3 separate regions of the Homo sapiens genome follow, and all the other regions are linked to region 2. A link is an interaction called in ENCODE POLR2A ChIA-PET data of the cell type or tissue named here. Cell type or tissue: PC-3. All regions are shown on one strand.

Evidence for each region. ChIA-PET counts read pairs that join two places held together with the same protein. Peaks named below come from ENCODE experiments on the same cell type or tissue, not always from the same donor. Only the 100,000 strongest peaks of a DNase experiment are listed, where the experiment ranks them.
Region 1: POLR2A ChIA-PET joins it to region 2 with 11 read pairs; 3 of 35 experiments call an interaction of 5 or more read pairs at or near these places.
Region 3: POLR2A ChIA-PET joins it to region 2 with 10 read pairs; 3 of 35 experiments call an interaction of 5 or more read pairs at or near these places.

Annotation. Positions count from the first base shown.
Region 1 is chr1:199,778,074-199,786,073 of GRCh38, forward strand. No RefSeq gene overlaps it. Among named protein-coding and RNA genes, the nearest start is that of NR5A2, 250 kb to the right of the region's middle. In PC-3, no CTCF peak of the experiment used is centred here; DNase peaks (open chromatin) are centred at 3,068 and 6,308.
Region 2 is chr1:199,855,152-199,863,151 of GRCh38, forward strand. No RefSeq gene overlaps it. Among named protein-coding and RNA genes, the nearest start is that of NR5A2, 170 kb to the right of the region's middle. RefSeq lists a silencer at 1,870-2,164. In PC-3, no CTCF peak of the experiment used is centred here; DNase peaks (open chromatin) are centred at 600 and 4,490; H3K27ac peaks cover 353 bases; H3K27me3 peaks cover 296 bases.
Region 3 is chr1:199,724,080-199,732,079 of GRCh38, forward strand. No RefSeq gene overlaps it. Among named protein-coding and RNA genes, the nearest start is that of NR5A2, 300 kb to the right of the region's middle. In PC-3, no CTCF peak of the experiment used is centred here; no DNase peak of the experiment used is centred here.

The DNA.
Region 1 (8,000 bases), 77 kb before region 2:
CCCAGCATTTTGGGAGGCCAAAGCAGGCAGATCACCTGAGGTCAGGAGTTCAAGACCAGCCTGGACAACATGGCAAAACCCCGTCTCTATTAAAAATACAAAAATTAGCCGGGCGTGGTGGTGCACGCCTGTAATCCCAGCTACTTGGGAGACTGAGGCAGGAGAATCGCTTGAACCCAGGAGGCAGAGGTTGCAGTGAGCCGAGATCATGCCACTGCACTCCAGCCTGGTGACAGTGAGACTCCGTCTCAAAAAAAAAAAAAGAAAAGAAACAGAGCTAGGGAGGTGCCAACACAAAAGCTAACCCGCCCATTTCTTCACAGGACATGTTGGTCCTCTTGAAGTGAGGTCTGAGGTCATTTGTGGGGCATCAGAGAGGATGAACGCATGGCTGATTTTATGAGGCTTGCTGAGAGATAAGGCGCAGACTGCAGCTTTAACTGCTACAAGGTCAAACACTTGACCAAAAATGAAAACAAAAATGAAGGAAGCAGAATGTTGCAAATGACAGAAAGGAGAGAAAACAAAAAGACAATCTCTTAAAATACTATGTAAAAGATGCACTGAAAAATAATTGTACTAAGGTAGCTGTATGAATCTCTCTATGGTTTCTGTTCTGTGTTTTTATGATCAGCTCAAGTAACTAAGTACATATGGCATGTTTGTAAGTAAAGCAGTCAATGAAGTTGGTTACACCTCTGCATTTATTACCATGCCCCTGAGTATTATTAACTTTTACACTCCCCATAAAATATAATTTATCACTTAAATAATTTGCTTTGTGTCAGGGTTCAGTGTGCTCCAGTGCCTTCCTGCTCATTAAATGAGATATTTTTACTTAATGAGCCAAGGATGTCCTTTGTATTTAACATTTGAATTGATTTCTAACACTTCACTCTTATAATAGTTTGGTGTGTAATTCCAAAAAATATGGGTTTTATTTCACAATGTCAAAGAAAAACAGTTGAGATTGTTAGATACATGTGGCATTTTAAGTGATAAGAAATGGTTTTATCCCTAACTAACCATAAAGATGGAGCGAACAAAAATCATGAAAGTATGCCACCATAAAATAATTATTTCTTTGCACTAGGAAGCAAATAACGGAATTTGGGAACTGACATATCTATTGATTGTTCAAAACAAAAGTTCAACTCTAAGCTACTCTGAAAAAAAGTTGTGATCTAATGCAAAAATACAAAGTCAACGCTGCCATGGTTAGCTGAACGTCTTGGGATTTTTTCAACATGTATAACCACTAGCTTCTGGGTCAGCAGTATGCACTTGATGAAAATGACTGGCTGTTTGGAACTTTCTTTCCATTTAACAAACCAAAGCTTAAGAATTGAAATCCCATATTTTCTAAATTATTTTTCAATCCTTTGGTATTCTAAACAGTTGAAGATACTTACTGTCACCAGACAGGGAAAGAGAGGAGAAACCAGGCCCAGAAACGGGGAATAAAGATATCTTTGAGCTGGCCCAAGTGGCTCATGCCTATAATCCCAGCACTTTGGGAGGCCAAGGTGGGCAGATCACTTGAGGTCAGGAGTTCGAGACCAGCCTGGCCAACATAGTGAAACCTTGTCTCCACTAAAAATACAAAAATTAGCTGGGCATGGTGGTGCATGCCTATAGTCCTAGCTACTTGGGAGGCTGAGACAGGAGAATCACTTGAACCCAGGAGGCAGAGGGTGCAGTGAGCCGAGATCACACAATCCAGCCTGGGCGACAGAATGAGACTCTGTCTCAAAAAAAACAAAAAATAAAAAACAAAAAAAAACACATATCTTTGATATGAAAACTACAGGCAAAAATGTTATATTAATCCAAATTATTCATAATTCATAATGTATGCATATATGTGTATACATGTATGTGCATATATCCTAATGTAAAGCTTCTATTTTGGATAACAGCACACTGGATTGATCATTTATTAAGCATTTTTTTATTCTGCTTCAAATATGTATAAACAAGCATATCATTATATTACAATATAAAATCATTAAGAAAAGCAGGATTTAAAAGATTTGGGAATAAAACAGTTGAATGCTTATTCTGGTTTTATATACTCTAGAGAATTTGAGTACTTTTCCCTCGCTTCTTATTCAGAATTGTCTCCTATTCTATATCCCCTGCTTATTCTTCCAGATCCATGAAAATAGACCATAATTTCAATCGTCTGTGATGACAAAGGAACTAGACCAATAATTTCCATGGTTGAATAAGCTTAGAAACTAATGCCTAGTATAGTCTCCGCTTATAGTTTCACAATGCACATTTGCATTTTTAAAACTATGGAAAATTCTACAAAAAGAAAACTTGTTTATCCCAGGGTTTCCCACATGTATATGACTACAGAAACGTTTACTTCAGTAACACCTTTGGATACCCATTAACACTACGGTTTTTTCAAAAGGAATTTCAGAAATGGTTTAACAATTAAATAAATTTAATTAAATAACCAATTGAGTGAGGGTATTTGAGTGATGATTGAGTGAGGGTGTTTATATTTTAGAAAATACCTCTTTCTAGCCAGGCCACAGTGGCTCATGCCTGTAATCCCAGCACTTTGAGAAGCTGAGGCAGGAGGACTGCTTGAGGCCTGGAGCTCAAGAGAAATGAACAAAGTATTAATAAATTGAATGGTACATTTGAGTTAGAGAAAAGTTTAAATTAAGAAATAGTTCAATAATGCACATTTAGTATTTGGAAGAAACTAGTTTGTGTATTTGGGATTCATGCCCTGGAGGATCTAACTTTAATAAATGAAATCGTAATTATTTTAAATTAATTAAAATAAATCATTTTCAATGAATTTATCATTAATACTATTATTCATTTTTTAAAAATTGCCCCAAGTACTAATGTAGTATTAATTCCAAAATAAACATAATTAAAAATAATAAAAATTTAGTAAATTCTCATAACTGGTTCAAAATACGTGTTGAAGAAAAACAGCATTTTTACATACATTGATTTTTTTTAATTGATTCTCCAAGCATAGCTACATTTTTAAAAAAGAAAAAAAAAATGACTCACACACCCTGGATTCCTTTGATTGTTGAACCACTTTTCTAATATAAACAGAAGCAGTGAGTAACACTCTAAATGGTATACAGCAATGTTGTTCTACAAAATGAAGATTAATACCAAAATAACCTTTCAGTTACCTTATATATTTGAATTTCAATTCTGTCAAATAATCAAAACTTTTTCCTTTCATTGTAATATGTATATAATCCTTAAAATGTACTTGCATTTTAGTTTTATGTCTAGAAAAATCTCTATAAATGGATGTCATTAGAAAAGCTCATACGCTGTGATATGCCCATGCCCACAAAAGCAGCCTTATTTCTTTTCACCCCTTAATCCATTTGTCCTCCAGCAAAACCAACAATCTCCCAGGAAGATTTCCTTGAGACTTCTGCTCCAAACTGGTTTAGACACCTGACCTCTAACTCTCAGTGATATCTCATGCCTACCTCTTTTACTTCCACATTTTATCATAATTATCTGTTTATCTGTTCATCTGTGGAAACTCAAAAGTTGAACAAACAAGTGATTTAAAAGTTGGCCAATTATTAAAAAGTCAAAAAACAATAGATGTTGGCATGGATGTGGTGAAAAAGGAAAACTTATACACTACTGGTGGGAATGTAAATTAGTATAACCTCTATGGAAACAGTATGGGGATTTCTCAAAGAACTCAAAGTAGATCTACCATTTGATCCAGCGATCCCACTACTGGTTATCTACCCAAAGGAAAAGAAACCATTATATCAAAAAGACACCTGTACACGTATTTTATCATAGCACAATTCATAATTGCAAAGATATGGAGCCAAACTAAGTGTCCATCAACCGATGACAACATAAAGAAAATGTGGTATATAGACACCCTGGAATACTACTCAGCCATAAAAAAGAATGCAATGTTGTCTTTTGCAGCAACCTGGATGGAGCTGGAGGACATTATTCTAAGTGAAGTAATTCAGGTATGGAAAACCAAATACCATATGTTCTCACTTATAAGTGGGAGCTGAAATATGGGTTCACAAAGGCATACAGAGTGGTATGATGGATGTTGGAGACTGAGAAGAGGGGGGGATGTGAGGGATAAAAAACTACATATTGGGCACAATGTACACTTCTCGTGTGATGGGTGAACTAAAATCTCAGACTTCATCACTATACAATTCATCCATGTAACCAAAAACCACTTGTACCTCTAAAGGTATTGAAACTAAAAACAAAATTTTAAAGATGGCAAACTCCTAAAAGTGAAATTATCATGTAATACTTATAAGATAATCAAAGGAATTAAGTGACGATGATGTTTTAATAAACACGATGTCCTGCTGGGAAGAACGTGGAGAGTGTTATTGCTTCTCTGAAGGATTTTGCCTTTTTTTTTTTAATTAAGTAAATTCTATACCCATTTTTTCCAGAATTTTTTTTTTTAGTTTTACTTTAAGTCAATGATATGAATTAGATAGAATTCTAAGTAAATGCTATACCCATTTTTTCCAGAATGGTTTTTGTTTAGTTTTACTTTAAGTCAATGACATGAATTAGATAAAATTCTCAAGCTTTCATTAAGACTTTAAGAGGCTACCACCTGCCTCCATGGCATTTAGCATTTCACAGACTTCCTTGCATTACCGTAACAAAATGTTCTCATGAGGAAGCAGCTAGTGCTGATTTATATTCTCTACCCTTTCTTTAAAATTGAGACCCCATATGATACTCTTCACTGACCCCAGATCTTCTTGCACTAGTCCTTGTGAGAATGCCCAGCATATTCAGTATCTTGAGCTGAAAAAAGAAAAATCTCTACAAACTTGCTTGGTTAAGAGAGTGTAGGCCCTTGGAGAGTAGAGCCCAAGAAAGTAGAACATATCTGATAATCTTTCTCAGTGCTAGAGTTCCCTCCTTTCTTTTTCCACCATAAGCCCTCATTTCAGCAGATCCAAAAAAAAAAAAAGATTTTTGGAATCACAGGCCTCCTTCCATTATAACCATCATCAGCTTTGATATTACCAGATACTTCCTCTAGTATTTTATTAAAAAATACTGAGTCTCTGTGATATCTCTTATTTCATGACAACGTAGTTTGCAATTTGCCTAGTCTCACACCTGGGAAGAAGCAAGGGCATTTTATTGTATCAGAGCAAACATTCATGTAAAAAGCAGGAGAAAAAAGACCTTTCACTTTTAACCATGAACAAGTTCTCACCCTCCCTGTGCATCTAGTTTTCAGGTGAAGATGAGTTGACCGAAGTGCATGTGGCTGATCCAGCTGTTGCACCCTCCATCCAGTATAACTTTTGTGCCGTTGCCTTTGGTGCAACCCCTTGACATGAAACCACAGTTCTTCCAATAAGCAGAGTGAATGTGAACACATGTTGGCAGAACTGTGCCATTTACAAAGGAAGTGGTGAGATATTACTGAGGAAAAGCTAGACAATGCTGCACCAGCAATCTGATCCCGCTCATTCTTTCTCCAAAATGTAGTTTCCAACTCTGCAGGAGTAGTGGCTGTGAAATACATGGGAAAGAGTTTGAAAAGTATGTATCCCACATTTCACAGCACTTTCCAGGATTTTACATTTCAGTATAGACAAAAGTAAGTGTATAATGCTTGTAAATAAAATTTACAAACCAAACAGAATTTTGCCAAACAAGAAAGTTGTTTCCCTTACAACAGCCCAACTTGTGATTTCATTAACAAAACTGATATGTTAGTTCAAATCAAATATCTCATATCATTAAACCATCCACAAGCAAATTTGTTTTACATTAACAGTTGAGTAACCCTGCAGAGAGTGCAAGTTCAGGGGAACAGAAAGTGAAAATATAGTCTTACCAGCATGATTTAAATTAATTAAACAAGCATTAGTACCTTCAAGCAGTTACACACTATTACTTTAAGTCTTTGGTGGGGAAAGCTATGATTTACATGTTCAATCATTTTAATACTTTCTATGAACCAGATGTTACAGTAGCTTTGTTAGCTGATGCCATAAACAAAAGATACAGTTGAAAACACATGCTATAATAATTAAAATGTTATTATGCTGACACCATCTTTCTTCTAGGATCTTGTAACATCTGTATTGACTGTGATAAGCATTGATTATCTGGAATGATGTAAAATATTTGGGGAGTTAATAACAATCAGGAATTCAGTACATGCTAAGACAGCAAAGATAAATCACAGGAAATACAGATCAAAGCAGGTTTGTGAATAAGCTTGTTTTTATAGTTAATGACTCACTATAAAGTACATATACACATTTCTTTTCTCCAATGAGATGCACAAGGAAATGCCATAAAGAAACATCCCGTCCTGTGTAGCATTTCTGTACATCTGTCGAATTTCCATATGTAGAGAGGAGGATGTCAACACACAGCACTACAAAGACTGAATTGATCCAATCCATCAAGTACTTAACATGCACTTTTAAAATCATTAAAAAGTTCTTTGAATTATTAAGACCTATTTCAAAAGAAAAAAAAAAGCCCACAACTTATAAATCTTGCATTTCCTGGGAGGTTAATTTAAGGATGCTAGGGTCAGCAGTTATCCAGTTCTAGCAAAGATTCTGAAATTTCCCTTCAAATATGGCCTGATAGTGAGTCATTTTCTTTTTTTCTTTTTTTAAAGAAAATCTCACCCAGCATCACCAAGTGGATGCCTTACCCTCTTTGAGAACCTTATTTGAAGAATAAATTGCTCAAGGCACTAAACTGGGGCTCTTTTCAGTTTATCAAAATAGACACAGAAATAACTGACAGTCTGTGATCTATTTCTCACGTATATACATATAGGTGCACAGAAGCTTTGTATAATATAGAGTAAACCCTTCAACGTAATCTAAAAGCTCATCACCATCAGCCTCCCACCTTCTCTCTAGCCTCACCTATCACCACTGACTATCTTTCCCAGCTACTTCCAATCTCCTTCCTGCTGCACTTCACCATAGCCCTTATAACCACAACATACTTCCCTCTCCTGCCTGCCTATTTAACTGCCCCTGGGTCCATTCCCAACATGATTTAGTCTTCATATCCCCTGGAAAGTCTTGTGTGATGCCCTCCACTTTGGGTCAAGTGCATTTTTAAGGTGTGCTCCCACAGAACCTTATACTTACATCTTCCAAAATATTTATCACATTGTATCAAAATGGCCATTTGTCTCGTCTGTTTCCCCACAAGTCTATGAGGTCTTTGAAAGCAGGGGCCACATTTTATACATCTTTGTATTTTCAGGAAAAGTATACAGCATCTACTAAATACATGCTCAGTGAATGGAAAAATAAGTCAATGCCACATTCACCCACATCGTATAATTTGACTCTGAGAAAGATCCTATCAGAGATGTCTTACATCCAGAATACAATGAGGAATTATTCTAAGCATGTTCTAGGGATGCAGAGTATCCTAGACTGGTTCCAACACTTTAGAGAGGATTTGGATCCTGTGAGTTCTCAGAACAAAATGAGAAGAAGCCAAGAGGAAAACTAAAATCCGTCTAGATTTGTACCCTAGAACAAACCTAAATAGGTAGTCAATATGATAACCAATATTTTCCAAATAACATAAACTAGTAAAATGCTTCCCAAACCTGGCTGATTCCACTCCTGAGTGGTTACTGTAGAGATGGGGATTGGAGGGAGAGGACAGAAAAAAGGGAGTAGAGGAGGGTGGGGGAAGACACATGTCCATGGTAAGACAGATAATAGAATGTCCATAGCTGCTTTATTTATAATAGCCAAACATTGGAAACATCTCAAGTGCTCCTCAACAGGTAAATAGCTAAACATTTTGTGGTATATTTATAAAATTAAATACTATTCAGCAATCAAAAGAAAGAAACTACTGATGCACACTACATGGGCAAATCTCAAAAACATGATGCTGGGTGAAAGAAGCCTTACTCAAGAGTACATATTGTGTGATTTTATTTCTATGCAGATCAGAATAGGCAAAAC
Region 2 (8,000 bases):
TGTGCTTGGAATGTGCTCAGTGTGTTCAGGAACACAGAAAATAGACCCCTATCGTTTAAGAGGTGGAACCTAAGGCAAAGAATGGAAACCAAGAAAACCAGAGCCTTGTAGATGTCATAGGCTGAGGCTAAAAACCCCACTTTGTTTGTGTATTTTGGTCAAGATAGCCAAAGAAAGACAGCATAATAAAACCTACCATTGTTCTTGGTTTTATTGGCATTGTCAATAACTTGCAACATGAGTTGTGAAACATCATTTATTCACTTGATAAAATTTGTTGTGTACTTATTATGAACAAGATTGTGATTAAATGTCTGAAATGCAAAGCAAAATAGAATATGGCCCCTATACTTGCCCAATTCATAGGAGAGTAAGGGCACAAGGATATTCAGTGCCAGTATAATGGCTACAATATGATCATTAGAGATCATAAATATCCAATGATTCACATATTTATGATAAGTAATGATATAGATATTTCACAGTAAGAATGCTGTGAAAGCACTAAAGAGGAAGTCTTGGGTTATACAGAGGTTGCCTAGGGGCATCAGTAAGTGTTTAAAGGAATATTTGAATTGGATTTCGTAGAATGACTAAGAATTTGTCAGAAGAGACAAAGAATATTTTAGAGAGCGGAACAGTCGTGGCAAAGGCATGCAACCTCAGGGCTTAATCCTATCTCTGTTACTTAAAAGAGAGAATTATTCATCTTCCATTTATGGAAATGTAATTCTGACGACCAGGATTATCTGTTTGGCTGGGCATGGTTCAACAGAAAGGAACACCAAGATAATTAGAAATTCTGATAACATTGTCACTCTGAGGTCCATTATCTCAAAATTTACTTAATGTACTCAAAATGTTTTAACCCTAAACATAAGCCTAATCATTCTGCTTCATGTCACCAAACCTCTGGTTCAATAGGCAAATGTGCCTGATATTTCTCCTCTGGCCAGCCTCTAGTGATTTCTGCCCTGGGAGTATTGTTAGAAGAATCATTCCTTCATTGCTACAACTAACCATAGTCTGTGATCTCAGATTTGAGGTTCCTACTAACCATTAAAATTAAGTAAGCTTCTTTTAAAAGTATCATCATCATTACTATTTGCAATATGCCGAGAATTGTGCTAAGCTTTGAGCAGGAATAAAAAAAGTTTTCCCCCCAGGACCTTCACTAAAGGAACTGACAGTGTTACTAAGGAGACAATCCTCAAAATTATGAAATAATTGGGAAACAATTACGGCCCACAAATATTGACAGAGTAGTACATTCCCTCCAACGGATATAACACATATGCTGAGGACACACTAAATGAAATTCGATGAGAAATTCACTTCTCTACATTTTCAGTATCTTTTTTGAAATGCAAATATCCAGGAAACAGTAGACTTTCTGAGGAAATTCCTGAGATAAAAGGTTCAGATGAGTTCAGGGGAAAGGCTTGATTTTCAAGTTTCACATGGTTCTGGAAGAGGTGAGCATGAAGAGGCTACCCATGAAGGTACTGGTTGTGTTGTATGTCAGCATAAGAGGAGATATTAGAAAGAAGTAAGTAGACACCTGATACAAAGCATGCCTTGCTCAAAATTTTGCACTATATCATAATAAAATTTGCAACTATTTTTAAAAATCAAAAGAAGTTACCCTTTGGACAAATAACCAAAGTTACTTATGTATGGAATAAATATGCAGTTATTAGCCATCAGAATTTAAAGTATTTAATGACATGAGAACCCATTCATGATAAGTACGGAAAACTGCTAGAAAACCAATCATAATCCAAAGGAGGGAAAATGAGAGGGAAAAAAATATACCACAATGTTAATGGTGGTTGTTTCCCACAATATATGGGGTGTATTTCCCACCCTATTGCTTTTTTTAAAAAATTCTATGATGAATATGATTTACTCTAGTATTAATAACAAAATGTATTTAAATGGAAAACAAAATTCTCCCTGACATTAATTTTATGCAGGCTTCCATGGATTTTAGAGATAAACCATTATACCCAGTCACCACTGCTGTGTTGAAAGGTCAACATTGTTTAGGTTGCTTTACCCCAAGTCAATGCATTCCTGCTCCTGACTGCTCCCCTCACACGCCCTGGATGCTGCCTTTGACTCAAGGGAGATATGTGACTTGTCCTCTGTGGCCTCACTATCTAGCTTAGAATACACACTATGTTCAAGATGGAAAGGAATTTTGAAGACTCATGGTTTAAAGTGATATGACGAAATATTCTACAGGAAACGAAGGGTGGACAGAATGTTTCTGAGCCCACAAAACAGAGGAAGTTCAAAAAATGAGTTTCTTTTTTGTTCGAATCTATTATTTATTTTTCCTGGGTATGATATAAATCAGAGGACAGGAGACTCTCTAAAACACAAGATAAAAAAGATCTGGAGATCTGATGAAATTTACAATACTACAACTCTTTAAACATATTTTTAAATATAGGTATTTGAGATAGGGTCTCACACTTATCACCCAAGCTGGAATGCAGTAGCACAAATATGGCTGATTGCAGCCTCAACCTCTCAGCCTCAGGTGATCCTCCCACCTCAGCCTCCTGAGTAGTGAAGTACAGGCATGCACCACCACGCCTGGCTAATTTTTGTACTTCTTTTGGAGACAAGATCTCACTATGTTGCCCAGGCTGGTCTCAAGCAATCCACCCACCTTGGCCTCCCAAAATGCTAGGATTACAGGCATGAGCTACTGTACCCAGCAAAATATTTTCAATATCTAGTAGAAAAAAGTTATTTTATCTAACTTAAAATCACAGATAAAATAAATATGAAATGTAAAGGGGTATTTAATACACATGTTGAAGGAATGACCTAAAATTGTTTTGAGTGGTTTTTATAATTTTTAATATCTATTTCTCCATATATATAACACACACATACATGTATACATACACATATACACACAAACACATATATACATACACATATCTATAAATTTAACACATCCACATTACCAATCTTTCATCTCCTTTTATTTTTTATGTGACCAAATAAAGAACACCAGCACCTGCCTAAAAAATGACTTCAGAATCCCCCTGTAAACACAGACAGACAGGACCATCTAAGCCAAAGGCACACACATAGTTCCACCCCAAAGCCTGGCTGCCATTGGGTCCAATCTGACATTGCTGCCTGACTTCGTTTTGGCTTAGACACAGAATATAGTCAGAGTATTCAAAGGGTACTATGGTGTTGTGGCGTTGTGTACTGATAAGGTCCTGTCAGTATCAAGAGACTACAGTAACCTCAAACGAGTAGTGCCACTAAACTCGGATCCTCAACATTACTTAGCTTCTCTTCTGCTCTTGCAACAATTCCCAGTGCTGAGTTTCCAAAGAAACAGTGTGGTAGGGAAGCTGGCCACAAGGACCACCTGTTCTGATCATCATTAGAGTATGCTGTAGGGACCTTTCTCAGGTAAGAGGCCAACACAAGTTTAGCAAAATCAGGTGTGAAAACACTAACCATGGAAGTAAAATCCGTCCACCCCAGCCATGAAAGAAAATTTACAACTCCACAGAGAACACTTGACTGAGAAACCAAAACGTCTGAGGAAAGAAAACAAATGTGCCTACCTCTAAAGAACATTTCGCACAAATTTAAGGCAATTAAAACTTTTTGTTGAGTTTATAATAACTGTACAGCATCAAAATTCTACTGAGTGATTTATACTTCATCTCAAATCATGCAATGTTCCAGCACCTTCATTTTTTAAATCAAGAAATAAAACACCAATGTGAATTACATAGATTCTTTGGATTTTCAAATACATGCATTCTTTTCCACTTGACATTAGATTTTTCTTCAGAAATTGGAATTTGATCACTGAAGAGCAAGGAGTGATGAACATATTTTCTGCAACCACTCTAACCTCAATGTTACCATCTCCCCCATTCCACATTCACTGGTTTCTTAGTTGGGGCAACCTTAATCTAATTATTTGAGATTTGTGACCACTAGGGATAAGAAAAATGACATGAATTAAAGGGGCATGAAATGAGTTTTGGAAGAATCCATAAATGAGTCTAATGTCCTAAGGATTAAACAAGCGAGAGAGAAAAAAACTGCAACATGACATACGGTCTTTTAAAAGATGTATTTTTGTTTCTGTTTAAGGACTTTTTAATCTTTAAATTCCAAGCTTCTATCTACAAAATTCAGGACATTTACATGTCCTCTGCTTGCCTCTTATTTTGCAAGAATTTACCCTCTTTTTGCAAGATTATTACCCTCTTTCTTAAACCCCAAAATGAGAAAAGTTACTTTTATGTTTAATTTTTTGTACATTCTAGTATCTGTTGAGAAACAAAGCCATGACAAAAAGGAAAAACAGGAACCCCACATCTGACAACAATAAAAAAAATTTTAGTTTCAAATATCACTCAATTGGCTGACACATTTCTTTTTCCTATGGGCCAACAGCTGCATGACTCACTGATGTATGTTTTGCCTGCCTTAGCTCTGAGTGGGTTGATGTAAATAGGAAGTGATGAGGAAAATCAAATTGGAGCAAACACATTTTTTCAAGACTGTAACAGGAAGAGATAGGAAGCCCAGGAAGATACTTGATAGGTATTCAACTCTGTAGAAAGGAGGAAGTAGCATGTTGAAGCACTCGGCTAGTTATTTTGAGTTGAACGGAAATGGGATATAACAGAGAAAGGACGCAGATAGGATGCATTTTGTTGCATAGCAACACAGAGGCTAGAAGCTACTGTACATAACTGAGACCATCTGTCTGTATGAAAGACTGAGGAGAAATGGTTTAAAACAAAGAAGAGTGAGGTTAATACATTTGCAAAGAATAGATGAGGTTTCATATTCCATCTAAAAGGCAAATTTTGTGGTTATATAATAATACCTTAATATTTAAATGTGATTTCAAGGAGTTGTTTTTGTTTTGTTTTGTTTTTGTTTTTTATTAAGATGGAGTCTCATTCTGTCATCCAGGCTGGAATGCACTGATGCGATCTCGGCTCACTGCAACCTCTGCCTCCCAGGTTCAAGTGATGCTCCTGCCTCAGCTTCCTGAGTAGCTGGGATTACAGGCACCTGCCACCATGCCTGGCTAATTTTTTTTTTTTTTTTTTTTTTTTTAGTAGAGATAGGGTTTCATCATGTTAGCCAGGCTGGTCTCGAACTCCTGATCTCAGGTGACCCGCCCTCCTCGGCCTCCCAAAATGCTGGGATTACAGGCATGAGCCACCGCACCTGGCCAAGGAGTTGGTTTTAATACATGAAACATGATGCCTTGTGCTTCCATCTTGCCTTTGTACTACACTCCCTGCTTTGGTTCAGCCACTTGCCTGGAAATTTCCAGAAAGGTTAGCAGGTGGTTAGGTTGGTGAGGTGGGTAGTGTTTGTGAACTTTGAAAGACCCAATTCAGCCCTAAAAGTCAATGCCCAATAAAAATTGGTTATCTCAAAGACAAACCAATGGGGTGGGGGTGAGAGGTGGGGAGAGAAGCCCACCAAAGATAACGCCCACTTCTGTCCTGTGAGTTCCCCAAAAGACTTCCTGGGGAGTCACTTCTATCACAGACCCCTGACCGAATGGAAAGACAGGGAGCCACACACAAGAGTATTTCCGGCCGGGCACGATGGCTCACGCCTGTGATCCCAGCACTTTGGGAGGCCAAGGCAGGCAGATCACCTGAGGTCAGGAGTTTGAGACCAGCCTGGCCAACATGATAAAACCCTGACTCTACTAAAAATAACAAAAATTAGCAAGGCGTGATGGCACATGCCTGTAGTCCCAGCTACTTGAGAGGCTAAGGCAGGAGAACCACTTGAACCCAGGAGATGAAGATTGCAGTGAGCTGAGATCATGCCATTGCACTCTAGCCTGGGCAACAGTGATCTCAGTCTCAAAAAAAAAAAAAAAAAAAAAAAGGAAAAGAAAAGAAAAGGAAAAAAAAGAGTATTTATTTCTTAGGAAGCCCCTAGTACAAGTGGGGAAATGTGAGAAGTGGATAAGTTTACCCATTAGGGACAGGAAGTTCTCTCCAGAAATAATGTCTGATTTCCTGCTGCCAAAGGCTGTCAGCCCTGCTGCTCATTTTGCTTCTATAGAAATATGATAGCCTGTTTCCTTCCCTCTACTCCTGATACTCCCCAAACCTGCCCTTCTCCACACCATAGGCTATCAGCAACACTTTTCCAGAGACTGTGCCGCTGTCGCCTCCTCTTCCCTGGTTGACAGACCCATCCTTGCTTCTCTCCCAAAGTGGGGCACAACAGAGGGGACAAAGAATCCATGTAGTCACCCACCAGTGGCATTCTTTCAGGAGAAATCGTGGTCTCTCCCAAAAAAGCATGCATCTGCTTCATAGAAACCTTCACTTTGGCATTACACAAAGCAGAATGCCACCCCAGCAATATTCTAGTTGGAGGAGGTCTTTATACAATACCCATGGGGCAGAAAACCTCAAGGAGAATGCCAAGAATTAAAAAGAACATGAGCCAACACTGCCCTGGGAGAGGATGAGATGTAGGAGTGAATATTAGCCTATTTCCCACTGTTATCCTTTTTGGGGTAATGTTTTTATGTGCAGTATTTTTTGAGTATTAACTTCTTGCACAGTGATGTTATAGATACACAGCACATATAAGAACATGGACTTCAGTCAAAATACTGGGTTCCATGTCACACACCCCTCTTTGCCAGCCTGATGGCCTTTTGGTTTTCTCGTCTGTAAAATGGGCATAATTACACCAAATACATCATGGGTTGGGAAGGATTCAGAAAGACAATTCACACAAAGCATATGCATAGTAAGCATATGCATACACAGTAAACCCTCATTAAATATCACCAATGAGCATTCTGGCAAACCAATTTTGTCAGATAAAGTTAAGAATTTATCCATAAGTTAAGATCTTGGCCAGGCATGGTGGTTCACACCTGTAATCCCAGCATTTTGGGAGGCCAAGGTGGGTTGCTGACTTGAGCTCAGGAGTTTAAGACAAGCCTGGGTAACATAGTAAGACCCTCTCTCTACAAAAAATAGCTGGGTGTGGTGACTCACGCCTGTAGTCCCAGCTACTCAGAGGCTGAGGTGGGAGGATCATTTGAGCCCAGGAGGCAGAGATTGCAGTGAGCCAAGATCTTGCCACTGCATTCCAGCCTGAGTGCTACAGTGGAACCCGGTCTCAAGAAGAAAACAAAAGATCTTAATCCATATACAATAACTAAGTCTAAAATGATGCATAATATTTGAAAATCTCTGCAGAAAAAGAAATGTGAAAAATAATTTTCCACATTGAAATATTAAAAAATCAAGATTACATGGCTCGTGCTATTTTTTTAAATGTGCTATTTTTTAGTGTGTATATTAATTAGTAACTCTGCATACACATTGAAAATTGAGCTTCAATTTTTGCTATATTAATCAAAAGTTGATTTATTATAATCAGGCATTTCTTTTGATATGCATGCTAACCCAGAAGAATCTGGATCAAGATTCCTTATAGCATATTAAGTTTTAAGCAATGGAATAATTTTTGAGTTTTAGTCCTAAATTTCTTAAACCTTAAATATATCAGCAATTTCTCAAACTCATGTGTATAGCCTCTTATTTTTACTTAACATAGCTTACATTTACTTGTTATAAAGCTCTCATGAAATGAGACAGGCAACTGAGATACATGTACTCCAGGAGTAGCCACAGCAGAATGGCCAGGTCCCTATGCCTACAGTGCACTAGGAAACCGAGGCATGGTGTGGCTTAATGTTACAAGCACTTTTATCTCCTGCAGAGTAAGATAATGTAAAAAGCCAGGTACTGGGAGTCCAGAGACCAAGTTCAAACACCAGCTCCATCACCTCTAGCTGAGATACACTGGGCCCTCTGCTTAACCTCTCAGAGCCTTGGTTTCCTAATTTTTTATGGTATAAAGAATACTACTTTGTAGTATAGAATTTTTTAAATAAAATTAAATGGGAATATGAAAGTACCTAGCACAAAGGA
Region 3 (8,000 bases), 130 kb before region 2:
CCTGAGTTAACTCCAATTGGGGAGTAACATTTGGCCTTTCACACTATAGTTGCTAATGAACAACTCACTCCAGATATATTGGGAAACTCAAAGAAGTCACGTTATGTAGTCAGTAAGTTGCCTTTGTCAATGAATAATTCTATAAGCACTGCAGACAACAATACAAAATGGCTTAGATATTAACCTAGAATTCACCTGACTCAGCATAATCAGTGTAGCTTTTGAAAGGGAGAAATTGCTTTTACAAGCTCTATTACATTGAGAAAATTAGTCTTAGGGGCTTTCTTCACTCTATCCTAAGCCAATCTTACTCTCTTATTTTCCCTTTTCTTTACTGCCCTGCTTTCTGTTCAGCCACTATCCAGGCCTATCTCCATGAATAGCAAAGCACTAAATTGGCAGAGAACAATGAACATACTTTGTAGGCCAAGCAAACTAGGAAATAACCTTACTCATTAAGTAAAAGCGCTACCTTTCCTCCTTGGAGAAAACTGTGCCATGACTCTATTATTCCAGCCTGCATTTCTAGAAAATATCTAAATCTAAAGCAATGTTCCTTCTCTGTGAGTTCTATGAATAAAAATATTTATTCTTTTTTTATACTATGACTAAAGAGTCTATGAGTTCAGTTTCAAATCACCTAGAATGTTCAGTGTTTTATACTGCATGAGAGGAGAATTTATTTAATATGTTTACAGCTGGGTAATAGTGTACAGCATAGGATGGAAATAGGAAATTTTATCCTATGCTTTTAGACAAGCACTTTGAAGCCAGAATCCATTCATTCAAGCACCGTAAAATGATAAACCCAATATATCAATGCATCTTAGAGATGGACAGTGGGAGCTCCATATCCTGGGAGTATCCTCAGCTCCTGGAGAGATTCAGATGTGTTCCCATCTGCAGCCAACTTTCAAATACCTGGGGCAGACATCTAAGCCACTTTATTTATTAAGGTGTAACTGACCTGGACTAAGGAACCAAAATAGGCTTCCCTGAAGAAGTGATAGTCACGATGTCAACAATGAGTAGGAGTTAAAAGTAAAAGATGACAAAGGAGTGGTGGGGATTTCCAGATACAGAGAACAAGATCTGCAAAAGTCCTGTAGTGAGCAGGAACATGGCACATTCTTAGAGTCTGAGAGGAAGCCGGACCACAAAGAAGAAAAGTGAAAGTTTCAAGAAGATACTACAGATACAGATAGTGGCCAATGCATGGCTTTGCTGGCCATCTGCTCCCTGGGAATGAGGACACACTTGACTTATATCTTGTCTCTCCCTTATCATTGTGTTCCTTTGGACTTAGCAGCCCAGCCATGAGCTGTTTTCATCGTAAATGATTAGAAATTCCAAAGATCACTGCAGTAGTATTTGCCTTAGGTACCAAATGTGACAGCTGAGGCTAAAAGGTGCTGGGCATCTGTATCCAGAAAAGCTGCTGGATGCCTCCAACTAATCACTGGACTTTAGTGCCATCTAAGAAGGCAAATCAGACACCAACTAATAGGGAATAAGATTTCTGAGCTATTGGCTTATGTTTTTTCCCCAGCAGTTTTTCTTTTACCTCCAAGCAGTTTGGGCTCTGTGCTCTTTGCCTCAGGGAAGGGATATGACAAGCAGGAGAAAAAAATAAAACCTAGGAAGGAATATGCCTTCTAAATATATATATCTTTAGGGAGACCTAAAGAACTAGATTTAGGCTAGTTAAATTTAATTTTAAGTAAATTAACTTGGATAAATTTTAAAATGTGGTCCTCAGCCACACCAGCCACATTCCAAGTGTTCAATAGTCACTTGTGGCTATTGGCTACTTGTATCGATCAGCACAGATATAGAACACCTTCATCATCATACATGCTATACTGGACAGTGCTGGCCTACAGCAGAGACAAAATATTTGTGAGAAGCAGAGAGGCAAGAGGAAGACTTCTCTTCCAATAAACTATCAACTTGTATCTTTAAGATAGCAGGAAAAAGACATTTATGCTCCCTTCTCTCAGCAATCATCTTAAAACAATACCAAAAATGAGAAACTGAAATGTAAATTCCATCATTGGTAAAACTATGAGCTGCCATATCCCCAAACCACAATACATGAGGAAAGTCAGCAAGGATCTATCATGTATGTGGGAAGACACCAAGAGAAGATATCTGTGGCTGCAGATGTCAAAGAAAGCCTATAGAACCTAGTGCTCAAAGTAGGTGATCTAAGCTGAAGGGTTAATCCAATAAGCCCTGTCTTTGAATGAGAATTTGGGGGGACTGGTATAGAGAACCTCTTAGGATCAATTTGGCAATGCGAAGAAGCTGAGAGTGTGGAGCTGAACAAGGAACACATAGATGCTTTTCTTTGCTGAAGGGCACCTGCCACTAGATAGGGTATGAGGTGAGGTACTCTTTATAGAGAGCCTCCATGTAAGTGTAGATCTCCTTCAATGGTGGGGAAATCAGTTTAAGAACTCACTCAACCACATACACTTGTGCCATAAGAAACTTTCTTAAGAACCACGGAGAGTACTACTAGCTTAGGACACTGCCCCAGAACGTTCCCCACAAATCTAAAAAGAGTTGGATCAGGAAGAATTATTTTCATTTAAAGATTAATGATAAGAATGGGACAGGCAAAGATCTGTCTTTGTCCTTTCAGCCTGCTATAACAAAAATATCTTAGACTGGTAATGTACAAACAACAGAATTTATTGCTCACAGTTCTGGAGTGTGAAAAGTCCAAGATGAAGGCATTGGTGGATTCAGTGTCTGGTGAGGGCTCACTCACTGCTCGAATGATGGCTCTCTTCAGCCTTTTTTTATAAGGGTATTAATCCCATTTATCAGGGTGGAGCCCCCTTGACTTAATCACTTCCCAAAGGCCCTCCCTGTTAATACTATCACACTAGGTATTAGGTTCCAACATATGAATTTTGGGAGGGACACCAACATTCAGACCATAGTAATATCTCCACACAGATAATACAAGAAAAAAAAAGGTAAAAAAGGAGCAGAAAAAATAAATAGTGAAGAAAGAAAATACATCAGAAAAATGTTGCCATGTCACAGATGAAAATTGAGACCCAATGTATTTCTATTCACTAAGAACAAAAGAAAAAAAATACTTCTGGAAAACAAGAACTAAAGCAGGGTTCAGAAAAGACACATAGAGAAGACGAAAGATGAGCACTTAGAGCACTCAGGAAAAATTGGAAGGAAAACATTCATCACGTAAATGAAAGTCATGATGGAAACAAAAGGTAGAAGAATATGCACCGCATAGAACACGGTAGGGGTAGTGGGGTACCAAATGTTTTTTTTGAGATGGAGTCTTGCTGTCGCCCAGGCTGGAGTGCAGTGGCACGATCTTGGCTCACTGCAACCTCCTCCTCCTGGGTTCAAGCAATTCTCCTGGCTCAGCCTCCCAAGTAGCTGGGACCACAGGCATGCACCACCATGCCCAGCTAATTTTTCATTTTTAGTAGAGATGGGGTTTCGCCACGTTGGCCAGGCTGATCTCGAACTCCCGACCTCAGGTGATCCGCCTGCCTCAGCCTCCCAAAGTGCTGGGTGAGCCACCATACCTGGCCACCAAATATTCCTTAAGTGTGCAAAATCAGATGGAAATAAAGACATCATTTTTAAAAAATGGAGAGAAACAATCACTATGAGAGACAGAAGAGATAAATTATACATAATTAGTGTTACCAATAGAGAATAAAACAAACAGAAAAAGATACAAAAAATAGAATTTGAGGAAAAATTTCTATGCTCAGGAAAATTATTAGTCAGAATTATTAATATTAATTATTGTTTATTAATAATTATTTTATTTATTAAAACAAATGAAAGATATTAAGTGACTTTTTTTTTTGAGAAAGAGTCTCTCTCCATCGCCCAGGCTGGAGTGTATTGGCACAACATCAGCTCACTGCAACCTCCACCTCCCGGATTCAAGCAATTCTCCTACCTCAGCCTCTTGAGTGGGGTTACAGGTGTACATCACCATGCCCAGCTAATTTTTGCAGTTTCAGTAGAGATGGGGTTTCACCATGTTGGCCCAGCTGGTCTCGAACTCCTGACCACAAGTGAACTGCCCTCCTTAATGCATGTACAGTGTAGCAGATACTGTCGTGTCCCCTCTCATGTTCCTTGGGCCTCTCAGTGTTTTCTGACTTCCAACTGCCAGTGCCTGTCACATCTTCATGCCTGATGGCATCCCTCCGACACTGGAAGGCTGCTCTGCTCATGCACAAGACAGGCCTAAAGTGCCAGGGAATTCACATTAATTATTAATAAAATATTGTATTATATATTAATAGTGCTTAATGGAGCCAAATTAATCACCTCCCAAAGGCCCTACCTCTTACTACTATCACACTAGGTATTAGGTTCCAACATATGAATTTTGAGAAGGATACAAACATGGTGACCATCGTTAATAATAATGTACTGTATTCTTAAAAATTGCTGAGACAGTAGATTTTTTTAAGCATTCTCACCATAAAATAAATAATAAGCATGTGAGGTTACATATGTTAATTAGCTTAATTTAACCATCCCACAATGAATACATATTTTAAAATGTCGTGTTGTATATCATAAATACACACTATTTTTATTTGTCAACTTAAAAAATAATTTTTCAAAGACTTATAAAGTAATAATATGAAGGCAGTGTGATATTAGAGCAAGGATAGCCAAAAAAAAAAAAAAAATGAAACAGACAAGAGAAACCAGAGACAGACTAACACATATGCTATAGCTGCTTAATTTATTATAAAATTAGCATTGCAGAGCAGCATGGAAAGAACGATGTCTTCAATTCATGGTGCTGGGTCAATTAGGTATTCTTATGGAAAACAATTAAAACTTGACAGCTAACTTAACAGCTAATCATATATTTTTAAAAAGTGATTTCAAATGGATTCCAGACATGAATATGAAGGGCAAAACATATATAAAACGAAATGTAGAATATTTTCAAGATGTTAGAGCAGAGAAATATTTATTTTAAATAGAACACAAAAATACCAGTATTAAAGAAAATTTAATAAATGACACCAATTAAATAAAGAACATTTATTCATTTAAAAAAAAACAGTAAAAGAGTGTAAAAACATGCCACAAAGTTGGAGAAGGTATTTATAACATGAATAACTTTTAAAAGTTCCTATCCAGAATATTTAAACAAATTTTATAAATTAATAAGAAAATAACAGACAACCTAATAGAAAAATTCTCCCCTCAAACCTCCACCAAAAAAAAAAAAAAAAACCCCTTGTCAGGTACTGCTCAAAAGAAAAAATATCCTACTGGTCAATTGACATGAAAACTTCAAAACTGATCACTGATTTGAGACTTAAAACAACAATAAGATAATACTACAGGTCCACCAGAATGGCTAAAATTAAAATGGCTGACAATACCAAGAGTTGAAGTAGAAGATACAGAGCAATAATTAATCTCATACTTTGTTTGTGGTACTTTGAAAACCAGCTTGGTTTTATTGAAAATATACTTACTTTATAATCAACAATTCCATTCCTAGCAGATTCCCTAAAATAAGAGTTAGCAAACTAAAGCCCTCAAGTCAAATCCAGTCTACAACCTGTTTTAGTAAATAAAGTTTTATTGGAACAGCCTTGCCTATTCCCTTAGGTATGGGTGCTTCTTCACAAATTTGGGTAGTTGTAACAAAAAAAGCCATAGGACCTGCAAAGTCTAAAATATTTACTCTCTGGGGCCCTCTACAGAAAAAGCTTGCCAACCCATGCCCTAAAGAAATGCATGTGCATATATATGCAACAGAAGATTGAGCAAACATGTCACTCAACATTTTTCTTAATAGCCCCAAACTAGAAGCAACTCCAGCATCCACTATCCAAGAGTAGAATGGATAAATAAATCGTGGGATACTCATGTAAATATTAGAATACTATACAGCAATAATAATGTACAAACTTCAGTTATTACTAACAATATATATGAGTAAATCACATAACAAAATTTAAACACAAAATAATTCATACTTTATGAGTCCATTTATAAAAAGTCCAAAGGCAGGTAACACTGAATCAGTTGTTGTTTTGTTTTGTCTATCCTTGCTCTAATACCACACTGCCTTCCTATGATTACTTTATAAGGCTTTGAAAAATTATTTTTACATTGACAAAAATGGCATATATTTATGGTATACATGACATTTTAAAATAAGTATTCATTGTGGGATGGTTAAATCAAACTAATTAACATATATATCAGTATTTAGGCATCCTCATTTAGTTGGCAAAGAAAAGCAAATAAGCAAGTACTATAAAAGTTGGAATCACTGGTTTCCTTTAGTGGAAAGGAATGTATTGGGATTAGGAAGGAACACGCAGGGAGCTTTAGAATGCTGGCAACTTTCTGATAATTGTTTGTTTTATAATTGTTTCAGCTGTTTACTTATAATATGTATTCTATACTGTTATGCAATTTTCAGAGGAAAATAAGGTTAAAAAAAAAGTGTGGAGACTTAATAAGCACTGTTCGGTGGGTGCCACTTGTCATTTATGAGCTTTACTCTGGAGTGATTTGCTGGTCCATTTTGGAGACACCCTGTTACGTAGGATCTTTAGGTCTTTCCTCTGGGGCTGCTCTGGTTCTCCAGCAAAGACTCTTCCAACCTCCTGCCTGAGGGGTGACACCTGGACTACTAGAATTCTGGGAGTTGAAAATGAACAGTTACCCAGCAGCAAAGGGCAGAAAAAGGCATCTTCGAATCTACTTCTTAAACAGTGTTCAGTAAATTCTTACTTTAGCTCTCTACGCCCTGTTATTTCCACCTTATACCCAGCACTGAGCATTTCTGAGCCTTTTGGGAATTCTACCTGTAACTGGGTCTGAGCTTCCATATTTTGAGTAAGATTTGGCTTCCTCTGGTGTAAGTCAGTTGTCCCTCATCTGTTTGCTTTGTAACATTCACACAGACTCTGCCTACTCTCATCCCTCCATCTTGTTGGTTATATTTTTTACAAATCTCTTTATTGTATTTTTCACTGAGGTTTCAAAAGAAATAAAATTAGATGCATGTATTCAATCTACCATCTTTCCACAGATGGAGTTTGATTTCTTAATCTCTAAAATGAACATCAAGGGCAATCAGGCAGGAGAAAGAAATAAAGGGTATTCAATTAGGAAAAGAGGAAGTCAAATTGTCCCTGTTTGCAGACGACATGATTGTATATTTAGAAAACCCCATTGTCTCAGCCCAAAATCTCCTTAAGCTGATAAGCAACTTCAGCGAAGTCTCAGGATACAAAATCAATGTGCAAAAATCACAAGCATTCCTATACACCAATAACAGACAAACAGAGAGCCAAATCATGAGTGAACTCCCATTCACAATTGCTTCAAAGAGAATAAAATACCTAGGAATCCAACTTACAAGGGATGTGAAGGACCTCTTCAAGGAGAACTACAAACCACTGCTCAATGAAATAAAAGAGGACACAAACAAATGGAAGAACATTCCATGCTCATGGATAGGAAGAATCAATACCGTGAAAATGGCCATACTGCCCAAGGTAATTTATAGATTCAATGCCATCCCCATCAAGCTACCAATGACTTTCTTCACAGAATTGGAAAAAACTACTTTAAAGTTCATATGGAACCGAAAAAGAGCCCGCATTGCTAAGACAATCCTAAGCCAAAAGAACAAAGCTGGAGGCATCATGCTACCTGACTTCAAACTATACTACAAGGCTACAGTAACCAAAACAGCATGGTACTGGTACCAAAACAGAGATCTAGACCAATGGAACAAAACAGAGCCCTCAGAAATAATACCACACATCTACAAGTATCTGATCTTTGACAAACCTGACAAAAACAAGAAATGGGGAAAGGATTCCCTATCTAATAAATGGTGCTGGGAAAACTGGCTAGCCATATGTAGAAAGCTGAAGCTGGATCCCTTCCTTACACCTTATACAAATATTAATTCGAGATGGATTAAAGACTTAAAT